Regions from separate parts of the Homo sapiens genome. Here all the other regions are linked to region 1. A link is a loop called in an ENCODE intact Hi-C map of the cell type or tissue named here. Cell type or tissue: IMR-90. All regions are shown on one strand. Each heading gives the region's core, and the rest is flanking DNA. Links, peaks and the distances in the headings are about the cores only.

Region 1 (10,707 bases), core at 1,897-9,896:
GTTCCTCAGCTTGGTCCCAGAGGCCTGGACCTGGGTCCCAGAGGTCCCAGCTGGTTCCCCGGCTTGGTCCCAGAGGCCTGGATGTGTGGCAAGAAGCTGAGGGTTCTGCTTCGTTTCTTCCAGCCCACAAACACACATGTCACCTGTTTTTTGTTCTTTTTCCTTTCCTTTGCCCCACTTTACAGAAGCTCTTGGCTAATTGGTAGGTCACTGTTTGCTCCTCCAGGCAAAACCAAGGAGGCTGAGCTCAGCAGGTCAAGTATTTTGGTCTGTATTGAAGAGACTGTGGTGGGAGAGCCCTCTTGACCTTCTGCTGGATAGTGACTTTCTCTTCTGCTGGCAGCAGTAGCCCAGCTCCGCATCCTGTGACAGAGGTCATACCTTCCAGTTACCCGAGCGAACACTTGGAGCAAGTCAGCTTTTTCCCCTGAAACAGCACGTTCACGTTCTTGATCTTTGGTTTGCACAACAACCTGTGAATGTTATTAGCCCCGTTTTTTTTGTTTGTTTGTTTTTTGAGACAGAGTGTCGCTCTTGTTGCCCAGGCTGGATTGCAATGGCGTGATCTCGGCTCACTGCAACCTCTGCCTCCAAGCAATTCTCCTGCCTCAGCTTCCTGAGTAGCTGGGATTACAGGCATGCGCCACCACACCCGGCTAATTTTGTATTTTTAGTAGAGACGGGGTTTCTTCATGTTGGTCAGGCTGGTCTCGAACTTCCGACCTCAGTTGATCCACCCGTCTTGGCCTCCCAAAGTGCTGTATTAGCCCCATTTTATATCCAAGGAAACTGAGGCTTAGGGAGATTTAAATAGGGGGGAAAGTATAGCTTCATGATTACACAGTCAGGAAATGGCAGAGCTGACTCTTGAATTCAGACCCTGTGATGCTGTATCCAGTGCTGATTTTGTTTTGCCCTGTGTTCCTTTCAGTGTCAGGTAAGAAGACCTCAGAGATCATCTTCTCCAACCCACACATTTTACTGATTATAAAATCCAGGTCCGCATTAACTCATTGGCCAAAGTTAAGTGGCTAAATGACTCTCCTGTTCAGGAAGTATTCCCTGTCTTGTGTGGAATGATTGGTCTTTCGTCCAGGTCATCTTCCACCTATATCCATCCTTGCAGTGACTGGTGGATATGATCATTCCTGGTGATTCCCTGTAAAATACTAGATTTATTTATTCTTTCATAAAGTTATGAGTAGACAAATCAGTCAGCTTCAACCTTTCCTTTACCTTATAGATAGTATCAGCAGAAAGAACTCAATAATTCTGTCTTAGGAACTCAGCCAGGCTAATATGTATTATAATACACACATACATATGCACACACATACACACATGTGCATACCTTAGATCACAAATTCAACATCTCAACTTAGCCGCCAAAGCCACTTCTGTGTCTTGTCTATTCTGAATATGCTTTAAGGTTAAATTAGCCATGAATCTGTTCAGATCAGTCATTCCTGAAAATGATGATGATATTAGCCATCCTTTACCGGGCACCTTACTCAGTGCCCGGCATTATACTAGGTCTGCAGGTACATTTGCTCATTTAACACCTAGCTCAGTCCAATGAGGTGGATGCCATTGTCATCTCCATTTTATCATTTAATCAACTCAGCCTTCCTCTCTCCTGTTCCCCACTCTGCTTCTAGCTGCCACTCACCTGACTCTCCTCTTGATCTGGGCTGACGTGGCTGAGTGGGTTTAGCAGAACTCTTGTGTCCTCTTTACTTGGTTTGTTTCAAGTTCATGTCCTGCTTCATCTTTTCCCTAACTCACTGCAAGGTGAATTTTCTTCTCTGCAATCGGCAATTCCCCAAATCACATCAGGTCATTAATTTATTCACTCATTTGTATTCATTCATTCATTAGTTCATCCATCCATCTATTCATTCATTCATCCAATTTACTGAGTGCCTCCTCTGTGCCAGGCACTGCTGGCTTTGGAATTAAAAACCCTGGCCCTCAAGGAATTTCTATTCTTCTGGGAGCAGGATATTTACATGGGTGACTGCAGCTTGATCTGTGTGGTACTAGTGGAAAACATAGGATGTTGGGCACAAAAGAGTCACAAAACGCCGGGCGCGGTGGCTCATGCCTCTAATCCTAGCACTTTGGGAGGCCAAGGCGAGTGGATCACCTGAGGTCAGGAGTTCAAGACCAGCCTGGCCAACATGATGAAACCCCAACTCTACTAAAAATACAAAAAGGAATAATAGCTGGGCGTGATGGCGGGTGCCTGTAATCCCAACAACTCGGGAGGCTGAGGCAGGAGAATTGCTTGAACCTGGGGCTTTGGAGGTTGCAATGAGCCAAGAGCGGGCCACTTCACTCCAGCCTGGGTGAAAGGGTGAAACTCTGTATTAAAAAAAAAAAAAGTCACAAAAAAGGGCTGGCCACCTAACCCAGCTTGAGGATGGGAAGGCCAGGGCAGGCTTCCTGGAGGAGGTGACTCATGGGCCATGTCATGAGGATGGGGTAAGAGGAGAAGGTATGTTTCAGACATCTGGCTTTCTTAATATTCTTGGCTTTCCACCCATTTTCCTGCCAGCAACATAGGGGAGAAGACTGAGACCAGCAGATACAAAGCCACTGTACTCTGTCCTCACCCCCTCCTTTTTTCTCCCCTTCCTACTACCCAGATCTGAGGTTTTGAGAAATCTCTTCTCTAATTATCTGCTTGTTCATTCATTTGTTGAGAATCTACTATGTGCATAGCATTATGACCACAAAATGTCCTGGTCGTTGTCATCATGAGAGGTCTTACCCCTTCCTCTCCAGCCACTTCTAGGGATTTTTGACTCTGTCCTTTTCCAGAACTTGGCTCCAGTCTGGTTGCTCGCCATGAAGCACTTACAGATAAACCTCATCTTGGGCCAGTGCTTCCATTTACTGTCTCCTTTTGGCTTGCTTATCCTTCCTTCTGCCTTCTTGAATTGATTTGCCTCTTTATCTCCCCTTTCAGCCTTGAAAGTTCCTCGAAGGCAGGGACTGTGTCCCCATCTTTTCTATAAATGGCATTGTTGTACATTGGTAAAGTTGAGTGAAAAAATCTTTTTGATAATCACAAATTATTACCATATATTGAGCACCTACCATGATGAGTATCTCTGATCTTCATATCTTTGAAATGTGGATACTATTACCTTCACTTAATTGGTAAGAAAATTTGTGCTCAGGGAGGTAAAGTCACTTTCTCACAGTCACACAGCTATTTCACAGGAGAGTGCAGTATCAAATTTAGGTTTTTCTGGTCCCAAACCCTGATGTTTCCCCCACATCATTGTTTCTCAGACTTGGCTGCAATCACCTGAAAAATTTTATTAAATTCTTTTTTTTTTTTTTTTTGAGACAGAGTCTCGCTCTGTCACCCAGGCTGGAGTGCAATGGTGCCATCTCTGCTCAGTGCAACCACTGCCTCCCACGTTCAAGTGATCCTCCTGCTTCAGCCTCCCAAGTAGCTGGGATTACAGGCACCCACCACCACACTCAGCTAATTTTGATATGTTTAGTAGAGACTGGGTTTCACCAGGCTGATCTCAAACTCCTGACCTCAAGTGATCTGCCCACCTCACCCAGCCAGGTTTTATTAAATTCTGATGCCTGGGTCTTACCCTAGCAGTTCTCATTAGTTGCTCCATGGTGTGGCCTGGGCTTTGGGATTTTTGTGAAGCCCCCAGCTGAGTCTAACGGGCAGTCATGTTTGAGAACCAGTATACTACACCATGTTGCCTTCCTGTTTTCACACAGGTTGGTGCTAGTGTGTGAGTCTAAGCCTACATGGGTGGATATCCACGTGATCAGGCTGCAAGTTCTTTGTAGTGGAGGATCTTTGGCCCTCCCTGCTGCTTCCCAACCCAGCGAACCTACCACACCATGCACGTGCACAGCCAAGGGTTGTTGACTGTTTAATCAGTCTCTGGGTTCTTATGTCTCATCCGGGGGATTCACTGATAGGAGGCTGGAGCTTGATCACATCCAGATGTTCTCATCTTCAGAGCCTGTTAACATAACAGAAGTCTTATAAACATGCTGAGCACACTCACTGGTCTGGAGAGTGTTGCAGGATGACCTAGGCCCATTGCAGGGGTGGCCTGGGTCGCCCTCCCACACTTCTGCCACCCTGCTTGGGAAGGAGGGAGCTGTTTTGAAGTTCCCTGGTGCAATATGATGTATTGCTCTGGCTCTGCTCAGGAGGAAGCTATGGCCCACCTAGTCAGTGAGGGTTAGCTAATACGTGTATTCTGTTTCTGTTGAGGTTTCACAGAGGCCTTTTTTGACCCTTCATTTTATAGATAAGGCAGTGGAGGCACAACTACATGAAATGACTCGACAAATAAATGGATTTAGAACCCAGGTTTCTGACTCCCAGGGTGGTGCTTTTTCCATGGTTGTACAGTGATTAATGTCTACCTTTTCACACCAGTCCTCAACTGAAGACACCAGCTTACACCTTCCTTCCTGTTTCTCCCAAGAACAGAAAGTGACCCCGGATGTCGCTTTCTGTTCCTGGGAAGGCAGTTCCAGTGGTTAGAAGTCCTGTTCACTCCTGGGGTGTGGCCTGGGGATGGTCCTGACATCCCTGGGCTCTTCCTGGACCTGGCCAGCTAAAAGGAAATCTCCTATGATGGTACTCAGATACTTTTGGAACCTTGTCAGCCCTAATCCCATCTCCTAGTGTTTAGTATTCAGCTACCCTTCACTGGGCAGTAATTCTGTGCCAGGCCTGATCTGGGCATTGGTGGTACTAAGAACGCATATTCCCTATCCTATAGGCATAGTCTGGTAGAGACAACATGCAAGTAAAACAATGTTCCTTAAACTGTGGTTCCACACCTCCCTCCCCCAACATTAAAAGTGTAAGGGATGCTTATTCAAATGTAGATTTGTAGGCTCTGCACTCTAGACCCACTATTTCAGAATCTCTGGGGACTGGGCCCAAGAAACTGCATTTTCGCATGCTCCCTAAATGAAGCTTAGGTGCTCTGAGGTTTGACAACTGCAGTAGAGAGCCTAATGCTAACAGTGTAGAGTCACATGTGATGGGAAGCATCAGGTAGGTAGCAGTTTGCAGGAGCACTGATTCTGAGGGACACTAACTGGGCCTAAGAACAGCTACTGGCTGTCATGAGGAATAACTAGGAGCTAGCCATAGAGGGGTAGCAGTGAATCATTTCTCTAGCGATGTAAATCTTGCTCAATTTATTCTGTCTATATAACTCAATATTACTGAAGTTTGCCTAAAGCAGAATACACCTGGATCATACAGCATTTATGAGAGACTGGCTGGGCTGTCAGGCCCTCCTGTTACTTTATCTCTGCATGTGACCCTCTTAGCTCCGCGGATTAACTCCTGTCCTCATTAAGCCTCACACTGTAGCCCCATTTTCAGATCAAACCTGTTTCTCTTCTGGTAAATGATTTCAGTTTGCAAAGTTTGCCCTCTAGAGGTTGCTTAGTGCCTGGCCATGTGGGCTCAGTTCATGTGGTCCTGATGAGCTGGTTTTATCTTTATTACAAAGAAGTTAGGCTGTTAGGAGAGTGGGTTGGAAGGAGAAGAGGTAGACAGCCAAATGAGATGAGTCAGGGAAAACTATACTGTTTCGGAGTCATAGGGCTCCTACCAAGCATCTGGTCAGAAACCTCTCATTTTGGAGATCAAGAAATTGAGGTTCAGAAAGATGACATGAGGTACGCAGGGACGCCACCAGACACAGCCTCCAACTCTAGAAACTAAAATTCTGGATTCTTAGTGCTGCTTTTTCTGTTTTGTTGCACTGGATTGAAGCCTTTTCTAACTGTACTCAGAGGGCCTATTATTTAGGGAGATTCCGTATGAAATCCTTTAGCAATCAAATCATTTAATAGGGCTGATGGTTTAAATATATGTTAATGTGTTTTCCTAAAGCCTGGCAGACCTGGGTTTTGGAGCTTTGTATCACATGTTTTATGTTTGGAATGAAAATGAGACCATGTCTGTGAAGGCACTTTGATATGCGTAATGCACTCTGCCAGTGTTTGTCAAAACATGGTCCCCAGGTCAGCAGCATCAGCATCACCTGTAAGTGATTCTCCAGTCGCATCCCAGGGCCGCTGTATCAGAAACTCTGGGGGTGGGGGTGGGGGTGGGGGTGGGGGTGGGGGTGGGGGTGGGGGTGGGGGCCGGCCCGGCCCGGCCCGGCCCGGCCCGGCCCGGCCCGGCCCGGCCCGGCCCGGCCCGGCCCGGCCCGGCAGTCTGCATTTTAACAAGCTCTCCAGGTGATTCTGATGCATACTTAAGTTTGAGAACCATTGCTTGTTTTGCATTAAACAGGAGATTAGTCTCTGCAGCTTGTGGGAATAAAGCTTTAAATCTCTCCAATTTTAGCTCTGTGAAAAGGCAGTGGGGAGACAGGAATGAACGGACTAGTGCCACAAAGCTCAGGTGGGGTGGGTGAGATCATTTAGAAGAGAAAGACCGGGCATGGTGGCTCACGCCTGTACTGTCAGCACTTTGGGAGGCCAAGGCAGGTTGGATCACAAGGTCAGGAGTTTGAGACCAGCCTGCCTATCATGGTGAAACCCTGTCTGTACTAAAGATAAAAAAAAAAAAATTTGCCAGTCATGGTGATGCATACCTGTAATCCCAGCTACTCGGGAGGCTGAGGCAGGAGAATCTCTTGAACCCGGGAGGCGGGGGTTGCAGTGAGCTGAGATTCCACCATTGCACTCCAACCTAGGTGACAGGGTGAGACTCCGTCTCAAAATAAAAAAAAAAAAAGAAAAGGAAAGGCTGTGTGTGTGTGTATGTGTGTGTGTGTGTGTGTGTGTGTGTAACAGCACCATCACACTGTTTGAGTTGAGGAGCACATGCTGAGTGTGGCTCAACATGTTACCAGAAAGCAATATTTTCATGCCTCTCCTGATATGGCGATGCTCCCCTATCTCATTCCTGTGTGTGTTTAGCCAGGCAACTGTTGATCATCAATATTATGATAACGTTTCTCCACTGTCCCATTGTGCCCACTTTTTTTTTTTTTTTGAGTTACTTACTAAATAAAAATAAAACACTATTTCTCAATAGACTTGAAGCTTCAAGATTTCCTGGTGGACAATGAAACCTTCTCTGGGTTCCTGTATCACAACCTCTCTCTCCCAAAGTCTACTGTGGACAAGATGCTGAGGGCTGATGTCATTCTCCACAAGGTAAGCTGATGCCTCCAGCTTCCTCAGTAGGGCTGATGGCAATTACGTTGTGCAGCTACTGGAAAGAAATGAATAAACCCTTGTCCTTGTAATGGTGGTGAAGGGGAGGGAGGTAGTTTGAATACAACTTCACTTAATTTTACTTCCCTATTCAGGCAGGAATTGCCAAACCATCCAGGAGTGGAATATGCAACCTGGCGTCATGGGCCAGCTGGTTAAAATAAAATTGATTTCTGGCTTATCACTTGGCATTTGTGATGATTTCCTCCTACAAGGGATACATTTTAAGTTGAGTTAAACTTAAAAAATATTCACAGTTCTGAGGCAATAACCGTGGTTAAGGGTTATTGATCTGGAGGAGCTCTGTCTAAAAAATTGAGGACAGGAGACTTTAGACAAGGGTGTATTTGGAGACTTTTAAGAATTTTATAAAATAAGGGCTGGACGCAGTGGCACTGAGTTGAGAACTGTTGCTTGCTTTGCATTAAATAGGAGATCAGTCCCTGCAGCTTGTGGGAATAAGGCTTTAAATCTCTCCAATTTTAGCTCTGTGAGATGGCACTGGGGAAACAGAAATGAACGGACTAGTGTCACAAAGCTCAGGTGGGATGGACGAGATCACTTCAAAGGTCTGTAATCCCACGTCTATAATCCCAGCACTTTGGGAGGCCAAGGCGGGAAAATCACTTGAGGTCAGGAGTTCGAGACCATCCTGGCCAACATGGCAAAGCCTGTCTCTACTAAAAATATGAAAATTAGCTCAGCGTGGTGGCATGCTCCTGTAGTCCCAGCTACTCGTGAGGCTGAGACAGGAGAATCGTTTGAACCTGGGAGGCGGAGGTTGCAGTGAGCCAATATCACGCCATTGCACTCCAGCCTGGCTGACAGAGTGAGACTCCATCTCAAAAAAAAAAAAAAAAAAAGAATTTTATAAAATCAGGAAATAATATTAGTGTTTATGTTGAATTTTAACTTTAGAATCATAGAAAACTTCCTCTGGCATCATTATTAGACAGCTCTTGTGCAGTGGGTAGCACCAGACCCAGCTTGCATGGTTATTGATTTTTCAGAGACACTTTTTGAGCTTATTCTCTGGCAGAAAGGGGAACTGCTTCCTCCCCTATCTCGTGTCTGCATACTAGCTTGTCTTTACAAGAAGCAGAAGTAGTGGAAATGTTTATTCTTGAAAATAAGCTTTTTGCTTCACATGATCTAGAATTTTTAAAATTAGAAAAATGTGCTTACTGCGTGCCCTTCTGAAACTAGGAAAATATGCCTTGTGTTTACCAATTGTGTGGTTAGGAGATGGGCCAAAGGCATCAGGCTTTTGAAAGTAGTTGCATTTAGCATAATTTCCATTGCCCCCTGCCAATTTCATATCTGTCACATCTAATCAGTTTAAAATAAGGGGCATCCTAAGCATGGAGATGGTCCTTGGATGGTCCTTGGAGTTTCTGTATTTTCAGTATTCTTTTTTTTGAGCATACAAGACATTTATTGAAAAATTCTTGGGATCAATACTTGTGTAAGGAAAGGAAAGGGAACAAAGCATGATTGGGCAGAGGCAGAAGATGACATCAACAAAGGCCCTCCGTTGTCAGTATTCTTTTTTTTTTTTTTTTTTTGAGTTGGAGTCTCGCTCTGTCACCCAGGCTGGAGTGCAGTGGCGTGATCTCAGCTCACTACAACCTCTGCCTCCCAGGTTCAAGTGATTCTCTGCTTCAGCCTCCTGAGTAGCTGGGATTACAGGCATGCACCACCACACCTGGCTAATTGTTGTATTTTTAGTAGAGACGGGGTTTCACCATGTTGGTTGGCCAGACTGGTCTTGAACTCCTGACCTCAGGTGATCCGTCTGCCTTGGCCTCCCAAAGTGTTGGAATTACAGACATGACCCACTGCACCCGGCCTGTTGTCAGTATTCTTAAACATAGACACTAACTGTAGGCTGACAGCCTAGCAGCAAGGACCAGTTAAAGAAATGAGTAGAACTGAAGTGTGCTTGAGTATCTCTGGCAGTCAGCAAAAACTTAATGGGAATCATGGTAGGCCAAATGTTCTGCAGTATTTCAAAAGCTGCATGGGTTTTGAGAGGCTTTTGGTCCATCACTCACCTTAGGTTGTTCTACAAGCACATCAGCCTGCCCCAATTTAAACAGGGCAGTTAGTAATGGTGTAATAAAGAGTCTGCATTGTTCATTCCTTCAACAAATACTGGCTATAATGTTTCAGCACTGTGGATGCAAAGTGAGCAGGATAAACAGGCTCTTCTTTCAAAGCTTGTGGTCCACTGGACCACGTATGAAGTAGAATAGTTTAGGTCCAGAAAGGCAATTAAGTAAAATATGACCAAGAAGAGGCTCTCTAGTGGGTTTGGTATAAAGAAAAGATAAGAATGATTTAGAATTGGCCTATCAATGAGATAAGAGGCCTGGCTTTCTGGCACTCTGCTCTAGGGCAAGTAAAATGGAGAATTCCAAATTCTGAAATTGTTAGAACATAGTTCTGTGTCTTAGTTAAATATCTACACTTACAGATAAATAGCATAAATGCTTTCTCCCCATATTTCAGCCCAGTCCTACTTAAAGACAACATAAATTGCAAAATAGTGAGGATGTTGTTCATCTAATAAAAGTGGTTCCAGGAATTCAGACTCTGGATTCCTGTTTGCCAAATCATGTGTCCCACTCTTAAGAAAACGAGTTGGACTCTGGATTTTTCTTTGCAAGAGGGACAAGAGTGTGGGAGATACTGAGTTAATGCAACTTGCAGGTTTTAAGTGTCCTGTCATTGTGCCTTGTGCTTTGATACATTCTGAGTTTCAGTAAAGAGACCTGATGCATTGGACTGTTGCAATGGAACCTGTTTTAAGATCTTCAAAGCTGTATTGATATGAAGTTCTCCAAAAGACTTCAAGGACCCAGCTTCCAATCTTCATAATCCTCTTGTGCTTGTCTCTCTTTGCATGAAATGCTTCCAGGTATTTTTGCAAGGCTACCAGTTACATTTGACAAGTCTGTGCAATGGATCAAAATCAGAAGAGATGATTCAACTTGGTGACCAAGAAGTTTCTGAGCTTTGTGGCCTACCAAGGGAGAAACTGGCTGCAGCAGAGCGAGTACTTCGTTCCAACATGGACATCCTGAAGCCAATCCTGGTGAGTAGACTTGCTCACTGGAGAAACTTCAAGCACTAATGCTTTCGGAATGTGAGGCTTTTCCTTGGACAGCATGACTTTGTTTTGTAGAAAAGTACGGCTGGCTGGGAGTTTGTGATATAATTTAGTTCAGTGGTATTCTAAGTGTTCTTAGTGTTCTTTCAGACTTTTGGGCCATCTCCCAAAGGGTGAATGGGAAGAATAAGCTGGGTGTGGCTGAGTTTAAGCCAAAAGTTTTTTGTGCTTGTTTCAATCAGAGAAGACCTGCTTTTTCATGTTTTTACTATTATAATACTAAGCAAGAGCTCATTTGAAAACAGAGTTCTTCATATTTAAAAAAAAAAAGTCTTGAAACCATT
Region 2 (10,707 bases), core at 1,181-9,180, 550 kb before region 1:
TGTGAACTGAAGGCTGTGAGCTTCCTGGTCTTTTAAAAATTATTTACTTCTAATTATCTTTTTCTTTCTTTCTTTTTTTTTTTTTTTTTTTTTGAGACGGAGTTTTGCTCTTGTTGCCCAGGCTGGAGTGCAATGGCGCAATCTCGGCTCGCTGCAACCTCCGCTTCCCAGGTTCAAGAGATTCTCCTGCCTCAGCCTCCAGAGTAGCTGGGATTACAGGCATGCACCACTACACCCGACTAATTTTTTGTATTTTTAGTAGAGATGGAGTTTCACCATGGCCAGGCTGGTCTTGAACTCCTGACCTCAGGTGATCCGCCCGCCTCGGCCTCCCAGAGTACTGGGATTACAGGCGTGAGCCACCGCACCCAGCCTATTATCATTATTTTTAGAGACAGAGTCTCATTCTGTTGGCTAGACTGGACTGTAGTGGTACAATCATAGTTCACTGTAGCCTCAAACTCCTGGGCTCAAGCAAAACTCCTGCCTCAGTCCTCTGAGTAGCTGGGACTATAGGCACATGCCACCATACCTGGCTAATTAAATTGTTTTTTTTTTTTTTTTTTTTGTAGGGATGAGATCTTGCTATGTTGCCCAGGCTGGTCTCAAACTCCTGACTACAAATGATCCTCCAGCTTCAGCCTCCTGAGTAGCTGGGATTACAGGTATAAGCCACCATGCCTGGCTGCTTCCTGGCCTTCTGATGGCTCACTGATATCAAGGGCAAGATAGAAAAAGAATGGAAAGGACTAGCATTTATTAAGAATCTGCTGTGTGTTGGGCACTGGTTTCAGGATATAATCACACTTTTCACTCAGTCTTCAAGAGAAGGCATTATTAGCTCCTTTTGCCAGGTAAAGAAAGAGAAGTTAAGGAACTTGGCAAGGTGATGGGGTGGGCAAGATCCAAACTCAAGTCCATCAGATTCCAAATTCCATGCTTTTCCACCAGACCATGATAAGTGCATAAAGACATGCATGGTATGGCTGAAGACCAAGCAGGAGGGAGGAGGGTGAAACAAGGTTTCTTTATCCTTCTTCCATGAGGGAAGGTCCTGATCATGTGTACGACCACAAAGTGAGCATCTTACCCTGTTGTGAAAGGCAACATGGTAATGTATCCATTATCACTTATTATTTTAAAAGCATGTGAAATTATGCAGAAAACAATGAATTGGTTTATTTCATGCCTCAGGTTCTAGGAACCAGTGCTCAGTGTTTGGCCCCAGTAAGGACACCGATGGGATTTTCTGGGGTCTGTGTGAGGGGAATGCTGTGTGTGAGTCCCTGTTAGGACAAGGAGAGGAGGCAGTGCAGCAGCTCACACATAAAAGGCACAGAAATTCAGCTCTGTTAAATATCTACATTAAAACTAAAACCAAAACCAAAACCTTTTACAGCACACAGGTCAAATGTAATTACCAGAATGCTAAGTTACTTTCCAAAGGGACTGGGACTTTTTGTGTTTAATCTGCATGAAATTCTCAATTAATAGATATAATCTTAGGCCTTTTGACTCAGTTTTGACCACTGTCAGATAAATAGGAGGTTCTATACTTTGTGCATGGATAGTCAAGTGGGACAAACAACCTGATAAAAAGCAAATCTTAAATTTAAACTATTCTGTGGTTATTCACCACCTACAGGATAAAATCTAACCTTCTTGGCAGGTGGGTGAGACGTGGCCTGACTCCTTGGCCTCATCTCTTATCATTTCCAGCCTCACACTTTATAAGAACATATTATTTGGAGGTTACTGCTTTCCAAGTGCATATGCCGCAAATGCTATTTCACACCTTTATGCCTTAGCACACACCAGTCTCTTTTCTGGGAACTTCAGATCTGGCGATGTCTGTGGAGGATTTGGAAGATCACACTTTTCCCCTAGGCCTCAATTTATTCCTTGACCCACCCCAATGGAATGAATTGTTGCCCCCACCCCCAACTACTGTGACACATTATACACACTTCTATTGCTACACTGACCACACCTATCCCCTCTCCATCCCTCAACTGTGAGCCTCCCTGAGAGGAATACTGGCATATAGTAGGTGCTCAGGAAAGTAGAAGAACCAATTTTTCTCTAAGATATCATGGTACTTTTTTTTTTTTTTATCTTGCCTGGAGTCTTTGATGTCAGATAAGAATTAGCTTCTTCTTATTTCCATAAAACAATAACAGAGAACAAATTCCCTAGTCAAAAAGTTCAGTAGGCTGGGTGCGGTGGCTCATGCCTGTAATCCCGGCACTTTGGGAGGCCAAGATGGGTGGATCTTTTGAGGTCAGGAGTTCTAGACCAGCCTGGCCAACATGGTGAAACCTCTACTAAAAATATAAAAACTAGCTGGGCATGGTGGTGGGCACCTATAGTCTCAGCTACTTGGGAGGCTGACGTAGGAGAATCGCTGGAACCCGGGAGGTGGAGGTTGCAGCGAGCCGACATCACGCCACTGCACTTCAACCTGGGCGACAGAGCAAGATACTATCTCAAAAAAAAAAAAAAAAAAAAAAATTCAGTCAATCCTTTCAGAGAATATCCAAAAGTTGATCTTTTTTCAAATGAACGTAAAACGGGAACATTCATTCTAAGAAACATGTAAGATAATCGAAGGACAATATTCTTCAAGTATATATTGTTTCTACCTGAAAGCTAGTGAAAAGAGGATACACATATAAAAGTTAGTGTCCCATATCTGGGGCTTTTGGTATGTTAATTACCGCTGTTAGAATGCAAACACTAAATGCCTTTAGTATTGGAGGCCCCATTAGAGAAAACACCTGTGTAGTTTCAGGGGTTGTTAATTGTCACTCTCAACCAGCAGGTGTCGCTAGAGACAAGCACATGTACTATGGCTGCCCTCTCAAGGACGACCACCCCAAAATCCTGCTCCAGCTGGAACTCCTGCCTCCCTCTAAGGTTCCGTCCCTCCGTGGAAACTTCAGCTGGAACAGCATGCGTGTCCATAGTTAGCAAAGTTTATTATACAGCAGAATCCTCTGGACTGGGTTGGGGTTTGTTAAAATGCAGATTTCTGTCTGCTGGCTGCAGAGATTCTGATTCAGCAGGTAGAAGTGAGACCCTGAGTAATTTCTGTTTTAAACGCTGCCTTTTTTACCTTCCTTGCACCCCCTATTGTGATGCCTTTTGAGAAACACTGATTTCTCAAAACTGTGGGCTTTGAGAAATCTTTGAACTGTGGGCTGTTCAAAATCACCTACTCAGAAACAATCAGGCTGCCAAAGGATTCATTTGTTGATTCACTCAATAAACCTCTATTGTGCCCTTAATAACTTCCCAGTTACCCTTGGCTACCTTCACAAAGTTGTGCAGCTCATCCTCCTATCTCAGGCTTGGGATCAACCATAGAACCCAGTAAAGTCTTGACCTTTCCTTTCTTATGTTTGATGGGTGAGTATCCCACCAAAGAACCTGGCTTCCACTCTGAGAGGAAAAAAAAATCTCCTTTTCTCATCAAGAGCATTCATATATTTACAGAAACTCTGCCAATAAACAGATCCCTAATGGTTAGTTTATGGGACATAAACATTCCAAAGTGGTGAAAATGCATCTTATTCCTATGGTTTTTTTTTCTTTTTTGTTCTAGCAGGGTCTCGCCATGTTGCCCAGGCTGGAGTGCAGTGGCTATTCACAGGTGTGTTCATCACGTACTACAGCCTAGAACTCCTGGGCTCAAGAGATCTTCCTGCCTTAGCCTTTTGAGTAGCTGGCACTGCAGTTGTGCACCACGGTGCCCAGACTACTATGATTTTAAACACAGATAAAAATAATAAATCTATTACTATCTAAAAATTAAAATGCTGCTATGTTTTACGGCAATATTAACTTTGTAAATCCAAGATAAATAAAAATTCTAGTCGTAAAAAAAGGGATAAATTAGATTGCTACAAATAAATTACAACAAAAATTTCATTAGAAACTTAAAATTGCTATAACATGTTTACCCAGGGGGTGCTGAGGGAGCATGCATTCTTAGGAACTTTAATGAAAATCATCGATCCAAATGCAGACTACAGCTAAAAAACACTAACTGTCGGCTGGGCGTGGTGGCTCACGCCTATAATCCCAGCACTTTGGGAGGCCGAGGCGGGCGGATCACGAGATCAGGAGATAGAGACCATCCTGGCTAACACAGTGAAACCCCATCTCTACTACAAAAAATTAGCCAGGCATGGTGGGCGTGCCTGTAATCCCAGCTACTTGGGAGGCTGAGGCAGGAAAATTGCTCGAACCCGGGAGGCAGAGGTTGCAGTGAGCCAAGATCGTGCCACTGCACTCCAGCCTGGGCGACAGAGCAAGACTCTGTCTCAAAAAAACAAAAATACAAAAAAAAAAAAAACCAAACACTAACTGTCCAGCGAAAGCTTAGCATGCCCTGAGTCCATCTATTTTTTTTTTTAACTTTCTGACTCTTAGAAAAATGTTTGCACTGGAATAGACTTTAAAGGTCATTGAATTAGCCTTTCACTCTGTGCTCAATACTGCTTTACAACATCCCAGCTGCAAAAGTACCACCCAGCCTCTACACACATTCCTTCGTAGTCAGGGGGATCACGTCTTCTCCTGGGGTTAAGTCCATCTTGGTAGTGTTCCAGTTTTTAGGAAGTCTTCCTCACATTCTGTCTGATAGGCAGGAAAAGCCAGTGACTCCACTAGGTGGCCTTTCCCCTCCTAGGACTTAGCATAGTGCCTGGATTAGGACTGCATCTCAGCTGCATTTAACAGAAACCTATTATAGTGGCTTAAACAAGAAAGGGATTCATTCTTCTCATGTAACAGTAAGCCCAGAAGACATCAAGCCCAACTGTGGAGAAATCAGGCAAGAATGCTTTCTGGGAACCAGGCTCCTTCTATCTTTTGGTTCTGCCATCTTTGGTCTGTGGTTCTGTTGGTGTTTGTAATATGTCTTTTGTTCTTTCAAGTAGGATCACATCTGCATTCCAGACAGGCCAGAGAAGGGGAAAACCAGGAAGATGGGCGGCACCTATATTGGGAAGGCGAAATTTTCTTGGAAATTGCCAGTATTCTTCAGCTTATATCTCATTGGGCAGAACTATGTCATACGACCACTTCAAGCTTCAGGGAAGTATGGAAAGGTGAGTATTTTAGTAAGGCATTTTGCTAACCAGAATGATATCTGGGTTATATTCATGAAAAAGATGGGCAGAAGAGCAATAGCAGGGCAATCAGCACTCACTGCCACAGCCTGATAGTAATAGGTGATTAACATATGTTAATTGACTGATGAAACAGAAGTCTCTTTTTCCAACCATTAGAACCCTTTAGGGGCTCAGGACATGACTATAGACACCATTTTTTCTACAACATCCCTTTAGATATTTGAATATAGTAATCATTGCTTTTCCCTTTCTCTACCCCAAGATGTCTCTTTTCCCAGTAGATATCTTCTCTAGGCTTGTCTCTGAAAACACTCTCATTCATTTATATTCCAGGTGTGGATTGACCTATAAAAAGTAATGCAGAGTAGGCAGGGCGTGGTGACTCATGCCTGTAATCCTAGAACTTTGGGAGGCCGAGGCGGGTGGATCATCTGAGGCAGGAGTTCGAGATCAGCCTGGCCAACATGGTGAAAACCGGTCTCTACTAAAAATACAAAAAAATTAGCCGGGCGTGGTGGCAGGTGTCTGTAATCCTAGCTACTCGGGAGGCTGAGGCAGGAGAATCGCTAGAACCCAGGGGGCGGAGGTTGCAGTGAGCTGAGATGGCGCCACTGCACTCCAGCCTGGGTGACAGAGTGAGACTCCATCTCAAAAAAAAAAAGTAATGCAGTCATTTCCTTTCTCCTGCTGTATATCATGTGGTCGCTATTATCAAATAGCTACCACAAAAGCACATATTGTGCCCAGACCTTGGTTTCCAAATACCAGTTTCCATTAAAAGGAACTAGGGCTCACTTGAAGACTTGGCTGATTACAGAGTTGAAACCAGGAAAGCATAAGATGAGCTTGGAACATCTGGTTGCGTCAGTGAATAAGGAAGTACTCAAAGAATGATGGGGACAGATCAAAAGTACAGGAGCCAGCTTGAATGGGCTCCCATTGGCTAAATCTGAGACAATGTGGGCATAAAAATAAATGAGGATAACAGAAAAAAGTAACAATCTGGGATTTGATATTTATTTATTTGATGAATAATCAATATTTATTCAACAAATAAATATGTATTTGATGACTAATTAAAACGTTATTTAACATATATATTATTTGATGAATAAATATTTATTTGATGAAAAACTAAGTGGGTGAGAAGAGATTTTCCTTACAGTAGAACACCAGCTAATAAATATAGGAAGAATGATGAAATTAGAAAATCATCATTATATGAAAACACCAGTAATAGCTGTTTCAGAGAAGAATGTGAATAGATAATGTGAAAAGTTGATGAGAAATAGGACTTTTACATAGTCTCAAAATATGTCTCCACAAGATACTTATTAATTACAAAGGGAGAAACAGTACATTTACATTGGAGAGACCAGGAAGATCCACCTTAGCCAAATGATCAAAGTTAGCACACAGTAATGGGACAAACGAGATCATGTGCCTCCTGATATGATGCACTGAGAAGGACACAGTTATGCCTTCTGTGGTATTCCTGCCAAAAAGGCATACCTTGGATCTAATCATGAGGAAGCTTTAGACAAACCGAAATTGAAGGTCATTCTAGAAAATAAATGGCCTGACTCTTCAAATACATCAAGGTCATGAATGACAACAAAAGACTGTGCAATTGCTCCAAGTTAAAAGAGATTAAAGAGACATGAAAATGAAATGCAATGTGTGATCCTAGATTGGATTGTTGACCAGAAAAAAAAAAAGCTTTTTTCCATAAAGAACATTAGTGGGACAACTGTTAAAATTTAAAGAAGGTCTGTAAAATGCACACGCACACACACACACACACACACACACACACATACACAGAGAGAGACCAAGAGAGATGGAGACAGAGAGAAATGGAGACAGAGCAAGAGAGAGGGAGGGAGAGGTAGGAAAAGGGAAGCAGGGGAAGGGGAAGGAGAAGGGAAGAAGGATAGAGGAGTGGAAATGAGGAGAAAAAGCAAATGCATTAAAATACTAACATTTAGGGAATGTAGATGAAGGGTATATATAAAAATTCTTTGAACTATTCTTCTAACTTTTCTGTATGTCTTTATTTTTATTCTGGTAAAATATATATAACATAAAATTTACCATTTTAACCATTTTAAAGTGTACAATTCAGTGGTATTTAGTTCATCCACAAAGTTTTGCACCCATCACCACTATACAGTTCCAGAATATTTTCATTACCCAAAAAGGAAACCGTATTTCCAATAAGCAGTAATTCCCAATTTCCCCAGTGCCTGATAAGCATGAATGTGCTTTCTGTTTCTATGGATTTTGCCTATTTTAGATATTTCATATACATGGAATCATACAATATGTGGCCATTTGTGTCTGGCTTTTTCCCCTTAGCATCATGTTTTCAAGGTTCATCCATGTTGTTGCATGTATGAGTACCTCATTTCTTTTTACAGCTGAGTAGTATTTTGTTGTATGGATATACAACATTTTGCTTATCATTCATCAGCTGATGGACATTAGTTATTTCTACTTTTTGGTTATCGTGAATAATGCTACTATGAACATTTGTGAGCAAGTTTTTCTTTGAACACCTGTTTTCAATCATTTGGGATATATACCTGCATCCCATGGTAATTCTATGTTTAACTTATCGAGAAACTGCCAAACTGTTTTCCAAGTGGTGGCACCATTTTACATTCTCACCAGCAATGTATGAGTGTTCTCGTCAACACTTCTTATTGTCTATTTGTTTGAGTATAGTCATTCTAGTGGGTTTGAAGTGGTATCTCCTTGTGGTTTTGATTTGCAATTCCCTAATGACATTGAGCATCTCTTTATGTGCTTCATGGCCATTTTTAAACTTCTTTGAAGAAATAGCTCTTCAAGTCCTTTGCTCGTTATGGGTTGTTTATTTTTTTGTTGTTAAGTAGTAAGAGTTGTTCACATATTCTGGACAGTAGACCTTTATCAGATACATGATTTGCAAATATTTTCTCCCATTTTGTGGGTTGTCTTTTTGTACTTTTGATTATGTCCCTTGAGGCAAAAATTTTCCAATTTTGATGAAGTCCAATTTATCTATTTTTCTTTCATTGCTTGTGTTTTTGGTTTCATAGCCAAGAAACAATGGCCCAATCCAAGGTCATGAAGATTTACTCCTATGAGTTCTTCTAAGAGGTTTAGGGTTTTAGCTCTTATATTTAGGTCTATTTTGAGGTAATTTACTTGTTATTTTCATAACATTTTGAGTCAATTTCCTTGTTATTTATTTCTAATTTCATTCTATTTTGACCTAGAATATACTTTATATGATTTAAATCTTTTAAAATTTACTGTGATTTGTTTTGTGGCCTAACATGGTTTAGCCTTGAGAATGATCCATGTGCACTTCAGAAGAATAGTGTTGAATAAAGTGCTCTACAGATGTCTATTATGTCTAGTTGGTGTATGATGCTCTTCAAGTCTTCTATTTTCTTCTTGATCTTCTGTCTAGTTATTCTATCCATTTTGAAAATGAAATATTGAAGTCTCAACTATTATTGTTGATTTGTCTATTTCTCCATTTAATTCTGTTAGTTTCTGTTTCGTGTACTGTGGATTCTCTTATTAGATGCACATATGCTTATTTTTTATTTTGTCACCAAGGCTGGAGTGCAGTGGCGTGATCATAGCTCACTGCAACCTCGACCTCCTGGGCTCAAGGGATCTTCCCACCTTAGCCTCCTGAGTAGCTAGAACTACCAGCACACGCCACTACACCCGACTAATTTTAAAACTTTTTGTAGAGACAGGGTCTTGTTTTGTTGCTGAGGCTGGTCTCGAACACCTAGGCTCAAGTGACCCTCCCATTTTGGCCTCCCAAAGTGTTGGGATTACAAGGGTGAGCCACTGCACTTGGCCCACATATGTTTATAATTGCTATATGTTATTGATGCATTGTTCCTTTTATGACTATAAAATGTCCTCTCTAGTAACAATTTTTGTCTTACTGGCTGTTTTGTCTGATATTTCTATAGCTACTCCAGTTCTCTTTTGATGACTATTTGCATGGAATATCTTTTTCCATCTTTTCACTTTCATCCTATTTGTGTCTTTGGACGTAAATTGAGTCTCTTGCAGATATTATATAGTTGGAGTCTGTTTTTTAATCTATGCCACTAACTCTGCCTTTTAACTGAAGAGTTTAATCCATTTACATTTTAAAAAACTGGTAAGTAAGGCCTTGCTTCTGCCATTTTGTTGTTTATTTCCTTTATATCATATCTGTGTCTTCTCTTATGTTTAATTGATTTTTCTAGTGTATTATTTTGATTCTCATTTCCTTTTATGAATGTATATTTTTAGTTATTTTGTTAATGTTACCTTGGGGGTTATAATTAACATCCTAAATTTATAATAATTTAGTTTGAATTAATACCAATTTAGCTTAAATAATGTACAAACACTGTGTTCCTATGTAGCTCCACCTTCTCCCTTTATGTTGTTATTGTCATACATTATATCTTTATACATTGTGTGTTCATTCAGATACATTTATAATTATTGTTTTATGCATTTGCCTTTTAAATCATGTAGAAAAAAAGTGAGTGACAGGCCGGGTGCGGTGGCTCACGCCTGTAATCCCAGCACTTTGGGAAGCCGAGGTGGGTGGATCACCTGAGGTCAGGAGTTCGAGACCAGCCTGGGCAACATGGTAAAACTCTGTCTCTACTAAAAAAGACAAAAATTAGCCAGATGTGGTGGCATGCACCTGTAGTCCCAGCTACTCAGGAGGCTGAGGCAGGAGAATCACTTGAACCCAGGAGGTGGAGGTTGCAGTGAGCTGAGATCATGCCACTACACTCAGCCTGAGCAACAGAGCAAGACTCCGTCTCAAATACAACAACAACAACAACAACAAATGAGTGACAAACAAAAAATACAATAATACTAGCTTTTATGTTTACCTATGTAGTTTCCTTACTGATGTTTTTATTTTTTATTTTTTTGTATAGCTAGAGTTACTTGTGTTCTTTCATTTCTTCCTGAATAATTTCCCTTAGCATTTCTCATAGGGCAGGTCTACTAGAAGCAAACTTCCTCAACTTTTGTTTGTATGAGAATGTCTTGATTTCTTTCAGTTTTTTGTTTTTATTTTATTTTATTTTTTGAGACGGAATCTCAGTCTGTCGCCCAGGCTGGAGTGCAGTGGCGAGATCTCGGCTCACAGCAGCCTCCGCCTCCCAGGTTCAAGCAATTCTCCTGCCTGAGCTGGGATTACAGGCGCCTACCACTATGCCAGCTAATTTTTGTATCTTTAGTATAGACAGGGTTTCACCATGTTGGCCAGGCTGGTCTCCAACTCCTGACCTCAGGTGATCCACCTGCCTCGGCCTCTCAAAGTGCTGGGATTACAGGTGTGAGCCATCGTGCCTGGCCTTATTTTTATTTTTTGAGACAGAGTCTTGGTCTGTTGTCCAGGCTGGAGTGCAGTGGCATGATCTCAGCTCACTGTAATCTCCACCTCCCAGGTTCAAGTGATTCTCCTGCTTCAGCCTCCCAAGTAGCTGGGATTACAGACATGTGCCATCACGCCCAGCTAATTTTTGTATTTTTAGTATAG
Region 3 (10,707 bases), core at 1,468-9,467, 290 kb before region 1:
AACCCTCCTCTTCAGTGCTGGATTCCCTGGAACGTTTAACTGGGACTCAAATTTGATCTGCGTTAGCAGTACACTTGAACTGTTGTACTGGTGAGGTTGTTGAGCCTAACAGTCTCTAGTCTCTGCCTTATGCAAACAAAGAATGCTACATAGCTGAAGGGAAAGGAGTGGGAGTGACTCCAGGAGTCATCACGTTTAAATCTGAATAGGTGTTGGCTGGGCACAGTGGCTCACGCCTGTAATCCCAGCACTTTGGGAGGCCGAGGTGGGTGGATCACCTGAGGTCAGTAGTTCGAGACTAGCCTGATCAATAGGGTGAAACCTCGTCTCTACTAAAAATACAAAAATTAGTTGGTCATGGTGGCTCATGCCTGTAATCCCAGCTACTTGGGAGGCTGAAGCAGGAGAATCACTTGAACCGGGGAGGCAGAGATTTCAGTGAGCTGAGATGGTGCCACTGCACTCCAGCCTCTGTCTTAACAAAAAAAACAACAAAAAAGTCTTTCTTATTTTACTGTATTTTTTCTTTTCTTTCTTTCTTTCTTTCTTTCTTTTTTTTTTTTTGAGACGGAGTCTCGCTCTCTCACCCAGGCTGGAGTGCAGTGGTGCGATCTCAGCTCACTGCAAGCTCCACCTCCCGGGTTCACGCCATTCTCCTGCCTCAGCCTCCCAAGTAGCTGGGACTACAGGCGCCCACCACCACGCCCAATTTTTTGTATTTTTAGTAGAGATGGGGTTTCATCGTATTAGCCGGCATGGTCTCGATCTCCTGACCTCGTGATTTGCCCACCTCTGCCTCCCAAAGTGCTGGGATTACAGGCGTGAGCCACCGCGCCCGAACATTTTACTGTATTTTTTTCAAAGTCTCTTGTTGGTAGTGATCTGATTCTTATCAAACTTTTTCATTGTTAACTCTACTAGTACTATTCAATTTGAATACACTCAAAACAGAGGCCACTCAATTTTATAAAAGGAAACCTTCTAGTTCTCAAAATTCCATTTTAATTTATGGTGGTTTGCTGTACTGTTCTTGTCTTTGCGTTATGCTCATTCTTAAAAAACTGTTTGTCTGGGTTTCTAGGTCAGAATTTTACATGTAGAGCAAATGGTCTTTATGCACATTTACTGTATTATTTGTTGAAGATGAAGTATGCGAAGATTTTCAAAGGATTGGGGGTAAATTTTACTCAATTTAAAGGTCAGAGGTTTACAATCATATGCTAAGCTATAGTGCATTTATAACTTTTATATCATTGTGTGTGTGTGTGTGTGTGTGTGTGTGTGTAAAATCACTGCATAAGGTCACCTTATGATAATTAGAATTTCTCTATTTCTGGTAGTTGTACTGTCTGAGTAATTCAAGCTGGAATTCTTTATTTGTCCCAAATTTGATATATAGATTTTGGTACTTGTTTATTGCCGCTCACTGTAGAAGTCCTGCATATTTAAGTAATACCTTGGTGCCAAGATTTTGGGAGCATCTAGATCATCTGGGAACTTTTGCAATTCTTATGAGTGGGTGTTAACATGTCACAAGATGCCAACATCCTATATGAAGGTAAAATAATCAGGTGAGACCCTGGAGGTGAAGCTCAAATTTGTGGATGACTCTGTGTGTGTGTGTGTGTGTGTGTGTGTGTGTGTATGTGTGTGGTGTCCAGGGAGGCCACAACTAGTAAGGGGAAAGGAAACCCAGAAGTGGTAACAACATTGGTCATTGTGTGGAATGATCTTGTGCAGAAATCTGGCAAGAAAAATATGACTGTAGCCTTTATTGACCTGCTATTGGCCTGTCACTCTAAGTAGCACGAGTTCAGTAGAGACACTGCATTATTGATGCTCCTACAAAACTTGCATTTTAATGCCCCTCAAGAATTCAGGATTGATAGAAATAGTGTTATAGCTTAATCAACTGAAACTGTAGATAAAAATAGATGGCTGCTGTCCTGGAACAGGAGGGTAAATGTCCTCCTGGGTGCTGATGAAATGGTTTTAATGTCATGGCCCAAGAATGTCCCTAGTAATTGGTTCTGAGTAATTAACCATTGTCAGTACTTTTAATGCAAAGTCTTCCAAAGATAATATCATAATTATTGGCAGATATTTCCCCAAATTCATTTGACTTAAATAACAAAATCCCCCACAAAACAACAATCACAACAAAACAGAACCCAAATCCATCTAACAAGTACAGTCATTCAATTTCCTTGAGACTCATTCATCCTGTCAAATCCACTGGAAAGCCATAGGATTTGTTGATATATTATTGAGAGTTTTAAATACCATTGGGGTAAATGTTGATATTTGCTTTGGATATTTTTTAGTTCATAGTAATCTCAACCATGCTTTATGGTATATAACTTTGTGCAGAGAGATTCAGCCCACTTCCTGAAGAAAAAAATTAACCTTGCCAGCAGATTAATTTCTATGTGGATCCTGGTTAGGCACCTCAATTTTAAAAATAGGGCAACAACATCACTACCTGTGCAAGTATGTTCTCACACAGCACTGGAGATGGTTCTTACTGGTTTGTTAGACTGTGTGCACCTTTCTCCACATCCATGTTCACTGATGTCAAGTTACTAGCTTGAAATTGGTTATAGCAGGAGTATTTACACCAGTGATTCTCAATGAGAAAGATTTTGCCCCCTAGGGCACATTTGACAATCTCTAGAGACATATTAATATTTTGTTGTCATAACTGGGGGGTTGCTACTGACATCTAGTGGGTAGAAGCCAGGGATGCTACTCAATATTCTTTAAAGGCCAGTGCTTCGTAAGAATTATCTGGCTCCAGGCCAGGTGCTGTGGCTCACACCTGTAATCCCAGCACTTTGGGAGGCCGAGGTGGGCGGATCACAAGGTCAGGAGATGGAGACCATCTTGGCCAACATGGTGAAACCCTGGCTCTACTAAAAATACAAAAATTAGCTGGACGTGGTGGCGTATCCCTGTAATCCTAGCTACTCGGGAGACTGAGGCAAGAGAATCACTTGAACCGGGGAGTCAGAGGCTGCAGTGAGCCGGTATCACACCACTGTACTCCAGCCTGGCAACAGAAAGAGACTCCGTCTAAAAAAGAATTATCTGGCTCCAAACACCAATGGTGTGGAGGTTAAGAACTCCTGATTTACACCATGGAAACTGGCAAACATTATAAGTTTGGACTTCCTTTTGTTTTCTTTCTTTCTCTTTTTTTTTTTTTTTTTTAAGAGTACCAGTTTATCAGCTTCTAAACCAAAAAGTGAATTCTTAGGACTTCATCACTATATCATCTGTAATTCTTATTAGAAGCCAGCTGGAGGAATGGATGTTTTTGGAAGACTGAAAGCCATGTTCTCCCTGGGTAATTCATACAGACCATGAATTGGCAAACTTTTTCTATAAAGGGCCAGAGAGTAAATATTTTAGGCTTCTCAGACCACACGGTCTCTGTTGCAACTACTTATGTCTGTCGTTATAGTGTGAAGACATCCATAGGACAATATTTAAATAAATGAGCACGGCTGTGCTCCAATAAAACTTTATTTACAAAGCAGGCTGATAGTTCACTGATCCCTGACTTAGACTATTAGTTTAGCCCCGTCTCAGACATTGCTTTCACGGAAGATTTATTCTGATGCCATGAGCCATCTGCTCAAGCTTTAAAAGCTTCCTCTCCAGCTCTTGCTGACACATTGGGCCAATATGAAAAGGTGGGCCAATATCAAAAGGTCCTACAGATGCCAGTCACTTAGATTTGTATTCTCTAATCTTGTCCATGAAGTTTCTACACAGGATCAATTTCCTTATTAAATGTCACTGCTGTTATCACCAATGTTCTTGGGAAAATGGACTGAAACTGCTGACAGAAGCACAGAGGAGACCCCAAAGAGCCTCTAAAGAATCATAGTGGGCGGGGCACAATGGCTCATGCCTGTAATCACAGCACTTTGGGAGGCAGGCTCACGCCTGTAATCACAGCACTTTGGGAGGCAGAAGCGGGCAGATCACCTGAGATCAGGAGTTCAAGACCAGCCTGGTCAACATGGCGAAACCCCATCTCTACTAAACGTACAAAAATTCGCTGGGCATGGTGGCAGATGCTTGTAATCCCAGCTACTCGGAAGGCTGAGGCAGGAGAATCACCTGAACCTGGGAGGTGGAAGTTGCAGTGAGCCGAGATCATGCCATTGCACTCTAGCTTGGGCAACCAAGAGTGAAACTCCGCCTCAAAAAAACAAAACAAGAAAGAAAAGAAAAGAAAAGAAAACAAAAGAAAAGAAAAGAAAAAAAAGAATCACGGTGAGTCTATGTTTCTTGCATAGAACCTCTGGGGTCCCAAGTGGCCATGGAGGCCACAGTTCTACTTCCGGCCCTAGCCCCGCCCCTACCCGCCTACCCACCATCGCAATGCATGATGGGCCACCACTTCACTTGGGCCACATCCACGAGACCCGAAGCTTCTTCCAGGTGGTGTGTGGCTGCCCCGAATGCGCTTTGAGAACATCCACTCCTTCCCCAATTTATATTGGGGGAATCAATAGTTTTTGTGCCTATCACCTCGTGTAATCGCAAAGATTTGTGCATAAAAGTTATGCCAGGCCGTGCACGGTGGCTCAAGCCTGTAATCCCAGCACTTTGGGAGGCCTAGGCGAGTTGGATCACCTGGGATCAGGAGTTCCAGAGCAGTCTGACCAATATGGAGAAACCCCGTCTCTACTAAAAATATAAAAATTAGCCAGGTGTGATGATGTGCACCTGTAGTCTCAGCTACTCTGGAGGCTGAGACAGGAGAATTGCTTGAACCCAGGAGGCGGAGGTTGCAGTGAGCCAAAAGCGCGCCACTGCACTCTAGCCTGGGCGACAGAACGAGACTCTGTCTCAAAAAAAAAAAAATAAAAATAAAAATAAAAAAGTTATCCCATTTCAGGGTAAGGGGATCACTGTATTTATTCCTCTTTTTAAGTCCAGTGGAAGTTAGGGATGAAATTGCCCAATGTGAGCCATGCCTTTTTAGTCTCGTAATTTGTTTCTCCCTGGAAGTCCTTAGCAACAGGCAGGAGACAGCAAAGTTCCCAGTGCACTGTGCTGAGTGGCAGAGGGTAGACCTGGCTCCATAGGAAGTCTGTCAGCCACAGACTGAACAGCTCCGTGGCTTTTGACCATATTTGCAGTGTCTCCCAGAGTTGTGAGCAGAAGCAGAGAGAGGATGCTGTGCACCAAGCGCTTGTAGGATCAGGCTTGCCCTGGCAGTCAGGCCATGGCTCTGGTGTCCAGATGATGGAGGGCAGGCCTCTCTGCTGTTGTAGCCGGGCTAAGCAAGTATGTTAATCTTCCTTTGTCACTAGGTGGCAGAATATAATTAAGATGTCAGAATTTCTTCCATAACATTGGAAGGCGTTTCTAGTTCCTTCTTAATGACCTCCTTCATTACTTTGCAGTATTTGCTAATGCCGTTTAGGACTGAGGCAATGAAATAAAATTTCCTTCTGCAAACATTTTCTATATTTATCCAGGATTCTACTTTTTTCATTTAACTGGCTTGCCTCTTAGGGAGAAGCATCCTTAACATAAAGTACATTCTCTTCTTAATGGCTACTGTTTGGACAATCCAAACTTCTTATTTTTATGTATTATTTTGTTACTCTTTGTGGGGTAGAAATAAATACTCTCCTGTCACATGTAAAATTTCAAATAGGTTTATTATAATGCATAATGTGATAATCCATTTTATAAATTAAAAATACATGAGTCCACATTGATAATAAATAGCTTTATTGATTTTCCTAACTATAAAGGCAATAGACACTCATTTAAAAAATTCTGAAAATACAGAAAAGTATAAAAAAGAAAAAATAATAACCAGTAATCCCACTATTCAAAGAGACCAAGCAGAAGGATGATAGAGTACCCCTGAATAATTGATCTTATCAAGTTGATGAAGCATAATTCTAAAAAAAACACATGGGTAAATATATGCCTCATAAAATATAATCCTGGGCTACCTGAAGGCCTGGGTCAGCACTTAACTCTTTTTTTTTTTTTTTTTTTTTTTTTTTTTTCCAGATGGAGTCTCACTCTGTTGCCCAGGCTGGAGTGCAGTGGCATGATCTTGGCCCACTGCAACCTCTGCCTCCCGGGTTCAAGCGATTCTCCTGCCTCAGCCTCCCGAGTAGCTGGGATTACAGGCATGAGCCACCACACCCAGCTAATTTTTGTATTTTTAGTAGAGACAGAGTTTCACCACGTTGGCCAGGCTGGTCTCAAACTCCTGACCTCAGGTGATCTGCCCACCTCGGCCTCCCAAAGTGCTGGGATTATAGGCGTGAGCCACTGGGCCCCGCGAAAACTATTTTTTATTAACATTTTATTATGAAAAATGTAAAGCATATACAAAAAAGTAGGAAGAACTTTATAACAAACCTGATGTATCCACACCCAGCTTCAAAAATTATCAATACATGGCGAATCTTGTTTCATCAATGCATGCTGACTTTTCTCCTCTCTAGTCTAGATGATGTTGATGATGATGATGATTACTGTTATTATTTGAGATAGGGTCTCACTCTGTCTCCCAGGCTGGAGTGCAGTGGTACGATCATGGCTTGCTGCAGCCTCGACCTCACCAGGCTCAAGCCATCCTCCCACCTCAGCCTCCTGAGTAGTGGGACTACAGGCAGATGCCACCACACTTGGCTCATTTTTAAATTTTTCCTAGAGACAGGCTCTCACAATGTTTCCCAGGTCTGGCCTCAAGCAATCCTTTCTCCTTGACCTCCCAAGGTGATGGGGTTACAGGTGTGAGCTATCGTGCCTGGGCCCTGGGCTAGATTATTTTGAAAGAAATCCCAGACATTGTTTCTCTTAACTTATACATATTTTATCTGTATTTCTAAAATAAGTTCTATAGAATCTGTGCAGTTTTGATGATTAACACATTAAATAATGCAATATATTCCTGTGAATTCTACTAAGGACTCACACGGTTGCCCACAGAAATGCAGCTTTGTAGAGGGTGTGGGTGATCTGACTGGAGTGGGCCAGATCTCTTGCCTGTGGAGTTGGAGATTTACTCTGCTGGGGAAAATACATCTCTGACCCAGTGTGTTATCTCCCTTCAGCCTTCAGATGAGTGTATGCAAAGAGTTTCAGTGAACAGACAGCAACAGACCAAAAGTATAGATAGCATATACCAGCTGAGAGTCTCCTCCAATGCCAGTCTTTCACATGCTCCCTGGTCCATTTTCAGTCATCAGAGGAGCAAAGAGTCTTCAGCTGAATCTCCTGTGCTGGAGGTCTTTCTCTTCTGGGGTCTTAGTATCGTGCTCCATTTCTTGCTTTTCCAGGAACGGGCTAAACTCCTACCATTTCCTCAGCTGAATGTTCACCTTCCTCATTTTCCCCTGATTAGCAGCAGCCTGCAGTACCCCTTTTACCCTTTTGCCCTAGCTGGGTTAGGTACACCTTTTCTGCAAGGGTTGCTGTATTTTCCTCCCTCCTCACTTCCTCTCCAAGCTCCCACTATTACATGAAGGTCCTAGTCAGTTTCCTTTTCCAGAGTGCTAATACCACAAAACTTGGCTGGTTGGTCCTGCTGCTTCTCTTTTCCCACTTCCACTTCCCCATGTACTGGATGCTTGCTACGTGTCAGGGACTGCACTCTGTGCTGGGGATAAAAGAATGAAAGAAGCAGAATCCTGCCTGGAAGAGCTTGCAGACTGGCTGGAGGATCTAGGTGAACAAGAGAGGGAACATAAATAAAGACAGTGAAACATAAAATGTGCCAGAAAACATGATGACATCAACAGTGATGACTAATGTTATTAGTGCAAAGTATTACTACCAACAACTAACATTTAATTGTACGGCTACTGTGTATGAGATGCTGTAACTCACTCCTTGTTTACTGTATTTTTAAATATTTTTGTTTCCTTTTGCTGTAAAATTTTTACATGTTTGTTTTAAATTTATTTACTTAATTGTAGGTAACTTTTTAAGCCACTGTAAATCCATTTGGAAACAAAGAGAGGAGTAAAAGGTAGGCCAGGCATGGTGGCTCACACCTGTAATCCCAGCACTTTGGAAGGCCGAGGTAGGTGGATCACTTGAGGCCAGGAGTTCAAGAGCAGTCTGGCCAACAGGGCGAAATCCCATCTCTATCAAAAAATAGAAAAAATTCGCTGGCCATGGTGGTGTGTGCCTGTAATCCCAGCTGCTTGGGAGGCTGAGGCACAAGAATCACTTGAACCCAAGAGGCGGAGGTTGCAGTCAGCCGAGATCATACCATTGCACTCCAGCCTGGGTGACAGAGTCATACTGTGTACCCCCACCCCCAAAAAAGGGTGAGCTTACTCTGCTTGGGGGAGTCAGAAAAGGCTTGCTCAGAACAAGCATTTTCTTTTTGTATTTATTTTAATTTTGAATCTGATTATACATTCATATAGTTCAAATGTATAACATAAAAATTATAAACATATATATACATACACATATGTATATACATATGCACACACACATACACATATATATATATGCATATATACACACACATATATATATCCCCATTACCCTTTTGTCCATCTCCACATTCTCCAAAGGTAACTACTGCTATTAGTTTCTTGTGTGTCATTCCAGAATTTCTGTGTGCATACATGAGCAAACATAAATAAGTTTCTTTCTTCCTCCCCAAATGTAGCATATTATACTTACTGATGGGTAGTTTGCTTTTTTAAAAAACATTTTATCATTTAGTGGTTAATACAATGGACTCTGGATTAGAATGCCTACATTCAAATCCCAGTTCTGTAATTTACTAGCTGCATGAACTTGGCAAGTTATTTAACTTCTTTGTGCCTTAATGTCTATTTCTGTATGTGAGGTCTTCAAAATCTTGCAACTTTATTATAGACTAAACTTTATCCTGTACTTTATGCATATATATGATGCAACTTTATCATAAACTGAAATCTCTTATGGACATTCTATTCTGTTCTATTGGTCTATCTGGTCATATACCTATACCACAGTTTTAATTTTTGAGGTTTTTACATCATATTTGCTATCTAATAGGGCTGGACCCCAGAAGGGGATTTGAAAGATGAATTGAATTTGAAAGATAAATGGAATCCTCTCAGCAGAGATGATGACATCAACAGTGACAACTAATGTTATTAATACAAACTATTACTACCAACAACTAACATTTAATTGTATGTCTACCATGTATGAGATGCTGTAACTCACTCCTTGTTTACTGTATTTTTTTTTTTTTTTTTTTGAGACGGAGTCTCACTCTGTCACCTAGGCTGGAGTGCAGTGGTGCGATCTTGGCTCACTGCAAGCTCCGCCTCCCGGGTTCATGCCATTCTCCTGTCTCAGCCTCCTGAGTAGCTGGGACTACAGGCGCCCGCCACTACGCCCAGCTATTTTTTTGTATTTTTTAGTAGAGACAGGGTTTCACCATGTTAGCCAGGATGGTCTTGATCTCCTGACCTCGTGATCCGCCCGCCTTGGCCTCTCAAAGTGCTGGAATTACAGGTGTGAGCCACTGTGCCCGGCCTGTTTACTGTGTTTTTAAATATTTTTGTTTCCCTTTTGCTGTAAAATGTTTACATGTTTATTTTAAATTTATTTACTTAATTGTAGGTAACTTTTTAGGCCACTTTAAATCTTTCTGGAAACGAGAGGAGTAAATAGAAAAAAAACCAGGAACTGTATCAGGTGCTTTGCGTAATAAATCCCTAATCTTTATAATAACCTGTCTTAGTCTGTTTGGGCTGCTATAACAAAATACCTTAGACTGGGTAATTTATAAACAATAGAAACTTATTGCTCACAGATCTGGCAGCTGAGAAGTCCAGTAACTAGGCATCAGCAGATTCACTGGTGAGGGTCTGTTTCTCATAGATAGCCACCTGCTATGTGTTCTCACATGGCAGAAAGGGCAAACAAGCTCTCTGGCTTTTCAAAATAAGGGCACAATCCATTCACCAGAGCTCCACCCTCATAACTTAATCACCTCCCAAAGGCCTCACCTCTTACTATTACTACATTAGGAATTGTTTCAACATCAGTTTTAGGAGGACACAAACATTCAGACCATAGCACAATCCTACAAGGTAGATGGTATTATCCTCCTTTTACAAATGAAGATACTGGTGCTTGTAGAGGTCGAGTAATTTTCTCAAGACTGTAGAGCAAATAAATATAAAGTCAAGATTCAAACCAAGGTCTGCTGATAATACACTCTCTGTGGTTCCTGGTACTTATTTAAACAATACTGAATGAGGTTCTTCATTAAGGTCCTTACAAAGATAGTAGAAAAAAAATACCTGAAAAAGAAATAGAATGGCTGGGCCTGGTGGCTCATGCCTGTAATCCCAGCACTTTGGGAGGCTGAGGTGGGCAGATCACTTGAGGTCAGGAGTTTGAGACCAGCCTGGCCAACATGGTGGAACTCCATCTCTACTAAAAATACAAAAATTAGCGCGGCGTGGTGGCAGGTGCCTGTAATCCCAGCTACTTGGGAAGCGGAGGCAGGAGAATCACTTGAACCTGGGAGGTGGAGTTTGCAGTGTGCCAAGATTGCGCCACTGCACTCCAACCTATATGGCAGGGCAAGACTTGGTCTCAAAGAAAAAAAATTAAAAAGAAAAAGAAAAAGAATGCATGATAGGGAATAATTATATACAGTTTTCCTAATAGTGAATAGATATATATAGTAAA

Evidence for each region. Peaks named below come from ENCODE experiments on the same cell type or tissue, not always from the same donor. Only the 100,000 strongest peaks of a DNase experiment are listed, where the experiment ranks them.
Region 2: a loop joins it to region 1, with 7 times the contacts of the local background. A loop is called at or near these places in 80 of 110 quality-filtered maps.
Region 3: a loop joins it to region 1, with 5 times the contacts of the local background. A loop is called at or near these places in 85 of 110 quality-filtered maps.

What each region holds. Positions count from the first base shown.
Region 1 is chr9:104,858,163-104,868,869 of GRCh38, reverse strand. ABCA1 (ATP binding cassette subfamily A member 1) reads left to right here. Exons shown (of 50, transcript NM_005502.4): 6 at 7,070-7,191; 7 at 10,172-10,348. Among named protein-coding and RNA genes, the nearest start is that of ABCA1, 65 kb to the left of the region's middle. In IMR-90, for the core only: a CTCF peak has its summit at 5,468 (motif pointing left); DNase peaks (open chromatin) are centred at 2,459, 3,959 and 5,499; H3K27ac peaks cover 1,741 bases.
Region 2 is chr9:105,407,701-105,418,407 of GRCh38, reverse strand. It overlaps a transcript of SLC44A1 not described here. Among named protein-coding and RNA genes, the nearest start is that of FSD1L, 35 kb to the left of the region's middle. In IMR-90, for the core only: CTCF peaks have their summits at 2,819 (motif pointing right) and 4,674; no DNase peak of the experiment used is centred there.
Region 3 is chr9:105,151,890-105,162,596 of GRCh38, reverse strand. It overlaps LOC105376197 (a long non-coding RNA gene), which reads right to left. Exons shown (of 4, transcript XR_930205.3): 4 at 7,656-7,713. Among named protein-coding and RNA genes, the nearest start is that of SLC44A1, 87 kb to the left of the region's middle. In IMR-90, for the core only: CTCF peaks have their summits at 2,723 (motif pointing left) and 5,332 (motif pointing right); DNase peaks (open chromatin) are centred at 2,726, 5,306 and 7,756; H3K27ac peaks cover 189 bases.